2 separate regions of the Homo sapiens genome follow, and region 1 is linked to region 2. A link is an interaction called in ENCODE POLR2A ChIA-PET data of the cell type or tissue named here. Cell type or tissue: GM12878. All regions are shown on one strand.

Region 1 (4,000 bases), 79 kb before region 2:
CAGATAATGGAATGTTATTTGGAAATAGAAATGTAGAAAACACTGATACATGTGACAACATGAATTAACCTCAAAGACATTATGCTAAGTGAAAGAAGCCAGACTCAAGAGACTATATATTGTATGATTCCATTTACATTAAATTTCCAGAAAAGGAAAATCTATAGAGACAGAAAGTGGATCAGTGCTTGCTTGGGGCTGGGGTTAGGAGCAATGATTGACAGGCCTGAGATAATTTTTTTAGGGCTGGTGAAAATGTTCTAAAATTTATTTGGGGTGATGGTTGCAAAATCTGTAACTTTACTTTAAAAATCATTGGATTATGTATTTACAATGAGTGCATTTTATGATAAGTAAATTATATATCAATAAAGGTATTAAAATAATTAATCCTCTAACAGCCCACACAATAGTTTAGTCATCTGCATGCCTTGATATACCTCCAGTCTAGTCCTTTCAACAAAGAATAGAAGAGTTTAGTCAAATGAGGAGTCTTTGGGATTGGAATGGTTCTAGCCTCATTCTCTAAATAATTCTACCCAAACAATATTTAGGAATAATTTTTTTAGAGTGGCATAAACACCATAATTACATGCACATACTTTTCATCTTTTCTGTTCTAGAAAAGGAGTCTTCTTACAGTCCAAGGAAAATCAGTCTCTACACTGAATTATAAATTAACATTTCAGCAGACATGCAATGTTGTGTGAGGTCTTCCCACGTTAGCAGTCGGAATACAGGGGACAGCATCACCTCCTTTGCCTCCAGAGGTCTGAGGGTGCAGTGGAAAGAGATCAGGGTGTCTTCAAGAGTTTGAATTTCTCTCTTCTCAAGAATAGAAGGAAAATTAAGCATTATTTTTTTCTCTCAATGATTTTGCCTTTTATAATAAGTAACTCTTATAGACTCCTTACTATGTGACATGCCCTGTTTCAAACATATAAAATATATTAACTAATTTAATGCTCATAACAACTCTATGAGGTCAGTTCTATTTTATCCCTTTTAACAAATAAGTAAACTAGAGCACAGATGGGTTAAGTGACTTGTCCAAGATCACACAGCAAGCTAGTAGAGACGGGATTCAAACTAAACGGTAACTCAAGTCCCTTCTCTTAAGCCCTCCATCTCATGTACTCAGAGGCATTAAATCTCAAGGTATACATAAAAGATAAGGTAAAAGGCAGCATGAAAAGTTGCTTTTTTTTTTTTTTTTTAACAGGCTGGAGTGCAATGCCACAATCTTGGCTCACTGCAGCCTCTGCCTCCTGGGTTCAAGCAATTCTCCTGCCTCAGCCTCCCAAGTAGCTGGGATTACAGGCACCCACCACCATGCCTGGCTAATTTTTTGTATTTTTAGTAGAGGTGGGGTTTCGCCATGTTGGCCAGGCTGGCCTCAAACTCCTGGCTCAAGTGATCCACCCGCCTCAGCCTCCCAAAGTGCTCTGATTACAGGCATGAGCCCCACGCCCGGCCAACCTTTCTGAAACCCAGAAGAAAGAAGAGCAAGTGGGGCTCAGAGTCACAGTTGCTCAGCACTGCAGGCAGGGTCCGTATGTCATAATAACAGATGGGGTAGGTACCATTGCTCTTGCAGCCTGCAGGTCCCAAAGGAAATTGTGTCATTTTATCTTGCCTAGCTCCAAAAGGAGCAGCCTCTGTCAGAAGATCTCAATCATCATAGGCACATCCCAGGTGTGTGTCCTGCTTCTCATCAGGCCTCCCCATCTTACTAGACCACTAGGTTCAGCCCTGACTTGTAGGAGGGGCTGGGCCTCCATAGCTTCTAAAAACATACAGTTAATCTACAGCATCTCTCCTACATTTGCTGCGTAGCATTGGCACCTTCACTCAAGTGACAGTATTATAGTCAGGTGGCATCGATCAGCTTTAATCAGCCTTATATTTAAGAGCTAGAGTCTCTGGGTGTTTTAGGGAATACCCGGGCAACAAAGTGAAAAAAAAAAACAAAAAACCTTTTGCAGTAGATTGCATGATTGCACAACTGGCCCAATTCTTCATCTCTTACTGGAAACATGTCACTGTCACGTGATTCTGTGGTCCCTGCCACTTAAGAACCAGGATACAGTTCCTCACCTCTTGACTTTGAGTTTGATCACGTGACTTAGTTTGGCCAATTACGTGAGGGAGACGTGCCAGTGTGCCGGTTTTGGCTTTTGCCCAGGGTGTCTAAGACCGTAGGGAAGAGATTGTCTGGGAAACTCTGCCCAAGACATCACCAGAGAGCCCACGTAGTGTGGTTTCTCTCCTTGTATCAATGAGAATGAAACCCAAAGAGAACTGATGCATCACCCAGTGAGTGAATATAGGAGCTACAGTGAAACCCATGTCTCCTGTCCTCCTACTCCAGGTTTCTAAACAGGAAGCATCAGAACCTGGCTGTCAGAAAAATAATCTGAGGCCCCAAGGTTTCATGGAGCAGTTACTCTCTGCTCAGCACTAAGCCACGTGTACAGAGGAGATACCAATAAGGAAAATGACTGGGTCCCTGGTTATAATGTCCTAAATCTGTAATGGAGTGAATCAACAAGACACTTGCAAACAAAATGGTGAGGGCTCAGGAGGCTGTAATTTTTAAAAAGTGCTGGACTGAGGAAAGGTGAGAGTTACAGGCTCAGTTCTGCCACTCGCCTGCTGTGTGACTTTGAGCTGGTCATTCCCTATCTCTTAATAACAGCTTCTTCATCTATAGAATGTGGGTATACATGAGGGGATTTTTTTAGAACTCTAGTTCTCAGTTCTGACTGCATATTATTCTCACCAAGAAAACAGTTTTTTTTTTTTGAGATGGAATCTCGCTCTTATTGCCCAGGCTGGGGTGCAATGGCACAATCTCAGCTCACTGCAACCTCCACCTCTTGGGTTCAAGCGATTCTCCTGCCTCAGCCTCCTGAGTAGCTGGGAGTACAGGCACCCACCACAATGCCTGGCTGATTTTTGTATTTTTAGTAGAGACAGGGTTTCACCACGTTGGCCAGGCTGGTCTCAAACTCCTTACCTCCAGTGATCTGCCCGCCTCAACCTCCCAAAGTGCTGGGATTATAGGCATGAGCCACTGTGCCTGGCCCAGAAAGCATTTTTTAAAAGAGGAACCCAGACCCTTGGAGAAATGACTGATTGCTGATTCCAGGGTTGAAGCAGGAAAAGTATAAAATGAACCAAGAGCATCTTATTGTTCCAGAAAGTAAGGGAATGTGCACCAAAAAAAAAAAAAAAAAAAAAATGAGGACTTCTAGGGATGGAATTTTGTCCCCTACAAATTCATATATTGAAGCCTTAACCTGCCATTGACTATATTTGGAGATAGGGCTTTTAGGAGGTAACTAAGGTTAAATGAGGTCATAAGAGTAGGACCCCAGGTTGATAGGACTGGTGAACTTGTAAGTAGAGGAAGAAGAGAGATTTCTCTCTCTCTCTCTCTCCACCAGCATGCACTGAGAAAAGGCCATATGAGCACACAGAGAGAAGACAGCTGTCTGCAAACCAGTAAGAGAGCCCTTACTCAAACCCAACCACGCCAGCTCCCTGATCTTGGACTTCCAGCTTTTAGAACCATGAAAAAAATAAATTTTTGTTGTTTAAGACACCCAGTCTATGATATTTTGTCATGGAAGCCTGAGCTCACTAAGACAAGAATGTGTCAAAAGAATACAAGAGCCAGGTTGAGGTGCTGACCGATAAAATCTGAGACAATTTAAGCATAAATATAAATAACGACAGTAATGGATTATAACCCACTGTAAAATTAAGAATCTTGAGCCCATGCTAATATAAAGTATAAAAGTAAAAATAAATGTTCTTCCTTATAGCAGAACACTAGTAAAGAGAAGGAATGATGGAGTTAGAAAACATCAATGGATGCTAAAGCTGGTGAGTAAAAACATGATAAGGAATAGGATATTTATATAGTCTCAATGTATCTGCCTAATAATATAGGAGCTACATTGAAAGTGTATCCCGTCTTCCTAGTGCAGGTTTC
Region 2 (4,000 bases):
GTTATTTGTCTTGCATCTGAGCCCCTTCCCTAAATCAAATGTATTCGTAGTCATTAACTTGAAAGGGTAATAAAATAAGAGCAAAAGAATAAGAACCCAAAGCCCTAGGTTCTAGTTACAGCTTTGAACAATGCACAAATTACTGCAACTCCCAGATCCTTTATTTCCTCATCTGAAAATAGAGATTCTTTAAACAAATACCGTTGGAGCTGCCAGGTTTCCCAGGCTATCACTGAGTTATTAATCCTTGGCAGAGATAAAATGAGAAACTATATATGTCCACACTCTAAATCCCTAAGCCTCGTGCAAACATATGGTCCAGTTGGTGGAGTCATTTAGTGCAAAGGTCAATGAGATAGTCTTCTCCTGCGATCACTTTCATGCTGGCCACATTTAGCTTCCGTTTGCCAGGATAAAGCTCTCAGCAAGTCCTACAAAGGCAAAGGAAGCTTCTGATTGTCTCAGTTAAGAAAATACAAATCATTTCATGTTAGACCCTCCACTTCTGACAGTTCTGTGGGATTCACTCCCAGTTTCTTTCAGAGCATACCCTCATGTAACCACATCATCCTTAATCACTCTTTCTGGTTATTAAAAAGTACATGTACACTGGAGAAAAATAAAAACTAAAAAATGCAGACACAATAACAATAGCATTCCTGTAATAAGCATTTATTATAAGGTAGGCACTGAGACATGGACTAATATCCATGATGTCATTTAAATCTCACAACTCTACAAAGTGGATGCTATTATTGTTCCCATTTTAGAGATGAAGACATTGAGGCTCAAGATATTAAGAACTTCCCCATGATCACCCAGCCAGTAAGAGGTGGAATCCCTGAATTTAAATTCAGGCAATCTAACTCAAAGTACAATATATTAACCACTTGATAATGACATTCTTTAAAAGATTAAAGCAGCCATGAGTCTACCACCCCAAAGATAACTGCTATTCATATTTTGGTATGTTTGTTGCCAGTCTTTCCTTGATGAGGCACAAAATTTTCAGAGCTGGAAGAGATCTTAGTGATAATTTTGTCCCAAATCCTCATTTTGCAGGAGAACCAGAGGTTCAGACAGGTGAAGGGCCTTTTCTAAGGTCACACAGGTATTTTTGAAAATTGAATTTCATTCTTCAGACTCTTTGTCCAAGGTTTTCTTGGATCTTCCAACTCAAGTTGATTCATCATGGCTGCCTGGAGTACTGTGTTGAGAAGGCCTTAAGGCCAGTGGGCTCAACAGGGCCAGGTGTTATAGGAGATTAATGATGGCAGCAGTGAACATGGCATCCATGGTTGCATACATGCCATAGATCTGCCGTCTTATCCAGGAGCAGCCCCTGGAAGAGCTACTTCCCTCACCTACATCATAGGCCTCACAGCCAAGTGCCTTCAGGATACTGTGTATGTAACATAAATGAGTGAAGTGAAGTGAAGTGAAGTGACTTTGGGGAATTTAAGAAAGGAGGGGCACCTGTCCTGTCCCAGGATGGCAGTGGGAGGGCAGGGATCGTGGCAGGTGGGGTTGGGGGATGAGATTCATCTCCAGCCAACTGTTGCCATAGGGGGAATCGGGGCCAGTATGGCCAGGCCTTCTGACTGTTTCAAAGCAGCATGAAGTTTGGATTTTCTTTTCAATGGGATGTCTTCCAACTTTAAAATGTTGGCAAAGAATTAGAAGTTGAAAGATCAAGGATGGGGGATGCAGGACAAACAAAAGACACCAATTAATAACCTTATAATGTCTCATTTATGTGATGACTTATCAGAGGCTACCAACTCTCTATTACAAACCAGAGATTCAGTTCCTGTTTCTCTTCTGCACAGCCCTCTTTCTCTCTCTTTCCCCACTCACTCTGCCTACAGTAGCATTTTCCATCTGAGGCTATGAGAAAGAAGATAAACACCGCTGCAAACCCACCAGACCACAGCTCTTCAGGGCCCAAACGATTGTCAGCAACCCCTGAGGGCTACTTGGAGTGTGAGTCACGCTACCGGGAGGACGCCTGTTGGTCTCTGATGACTTAAGTGAGGAGGTGTTGATGATCGCATCTGACATGCCTCATGGAAAAGACTAAAGATAGGTCTCCCCACTCTCCCAGGAACTACCTGATGCCTCTTTAGCAGGAGCTGAGTGGGCTCCACCAACATTCCGATCTGTGCGTCTGCCCTTTTCGAGAGCTCTCAGTGTTTAATGGGAAGGCCCATCACTCGCATCCAAACTCTGGAGCTGCCAGGTTACAAGAGCACCAACTTCCACCTCCTGCTGATGAGCTGTTACTCAGCAGTTCTCTACAGGCCTTTCGTATGTAACCCCCCAATTTATGCTAATCCTCAGGATGGCTGGTAATTATCTGCCCACTAGAGAGAAGAGAAAAATTGGCAAACACCTATGAAATCAGTCAGCATTGAGGGAACAAACACTGCACGAATGCCCTGAACCATATTGTGATATGTTCATCCGGAAGCTCCAACAAGCTGGCATCGGAGCCAATGACTAGATTCATTCAATCAACAAACATTTACCGTGTAACAAACGCAAAGGGCAGGACAAGTGTGAGGTACTGAAAAGGATGCCCCTATGGAGCACAAATGAATATTATTAATGGTGGAAAAAGAGAGAAATTGTTAAAATAATTGTGGTATGAACTGAACACTCTGCAGCCATTGAAAATCAAGTTTAAGAAGTCTATGTAGTGATAAAGGAAAATTCCAAGAATACATAATCAAGTTTAAAAAAATATATAAAAGCAGGTTGTGAAATAAAACGGGGTCAAAATCCGAGTGAACACACTCAGTAACCTTCCTTTTCTGCTCCTAAGACATAGAATTTTTAAAGAAACCTTTAGTTATTTTTAAATTTACATAGTATTGCTTGCAAATAAGAAAAGAGAATCACAGATCAAAAATAGAGAGTAATCCCTAAAAATAAATGAACTGAAAGACGGGACTCTAGGGTTTCAAGTAGGAATCAAAGCCACATAATCCATGGAGGATAGGTCCAATATGAGCCATGAGAACAGAGGTGTCAATGTCCATCCAGGGAAAAAGGGGAAGAACTGGACCTAGAATCAGGCTGCTAGCTGTGGATGGTGCTGGAACATCTGCACCATCCACCATTAGTCACAGCCAAAAAGCAGGACCCTATCTGTGTCAAGGAGCCAAAATGAAGTCACCTACATGAGATGGACTCCTAAGCCTGTACCACAGGCCACGTAGAATGGGAAGAGAGTACAAACCTGAGCTGCTGACATGGGCTCTGGCTTAAAATACACACCCTCACAGATACAGGGCATAAGAAATCATAAAGTTGCCTTGAAAATAAGTTCACAAACAAAAATTAAAGAACATATGTGAACATCCAACTAACTGATTCTACAAATGAAGGACTTCACAACTGAAGAAGGAAAGATGCTAGAGCAATCAGAGAAGAACTTTATAATACATATTTTTTAATCTTTGAAGGGACAGGGGAGGGAGTTACATGCACAAAGTGAGAAGAGTTTTTCATTATTTATAACACAAAAAAACAGGGAGGTGTAAAGAGGAACCAATTATTATCTTGGAAATAAAGTATATCCTTGTTGAAATCTATAACTCAACAGATAGTCAAAATAATAGACCATCCATGCTGTTTCTTTCTAAAATAAAATAATAGACCAGACACAAATGAAATGATGTAGTTAACTGGAGTATAGAATTGAAGAAACCTTCCCAAACACAGCACAAACAGAGAACTGGAAAAAAAAAAAAACAAGATACATGGAGAATTGATTGAGAAATTACACATATATATATAGTACAGTCATGTGCTGCATAAGGAGGTTTAGGTCAACAATGGACCACAAGTACACAATGCTGGTCCCATAAGATTATATTCTAAGTTTTTGCTGTACCTTTTCTGTGCTTAGATATGTTTAGATACACAAATACTCACCAATGTATTACAGTTGCTTACAATATTTAGTATAGCATTCATACAGTAGAGTATGCTGTAG

What was found. ChIA-PET counts read pairs that join two places held together with the same protein. Peaks named below come from ENCODE experiments on the same cell type or tissue, not always from the same donor. Only the 100,000 strongest peaks of a DNase experiment are listed, where the experiment ranks them.
Region 1: POLR2A ChIA-PET joins it to region 2 with 5 read pairs; 1 of 35 experiments calls an interaction of 5 or more read pairs at or near these places.

What each region holds. Positions count from the first base shown.
Region 1 is chr16:10,091,662-10,095,661 of GRCh38, forward strand. All of the region lies in intron 2 of GRIN2A (glutamate ionotropic receptor NMDA type subunit 2A), which reads right to left. Among named protein-coding and RNA genes, the nearest start is that of GRIN2A, 89 kb to the right of the region's middle. In GM12878, no CTCF peak of the experiment used is centred here; a DNase peak (open chromatin) is centred at 2,064.
Region 2 is chr16:10,171,098-10,175,097 of GRCh38, forward strand. All of the region lies in intron 2 of GRIN2A (glutamate ionotropic receptor NMDA type subunit 2A), which reads right to left. Among named protein-coding and RNA genes, the nearest start is that of GRIN2A, 9.3 kb to the right of the region's middle. In GM12878, no CTCF peak of the experiment used is centred here; a DNase peak (open chromatin) is centred at 1,858.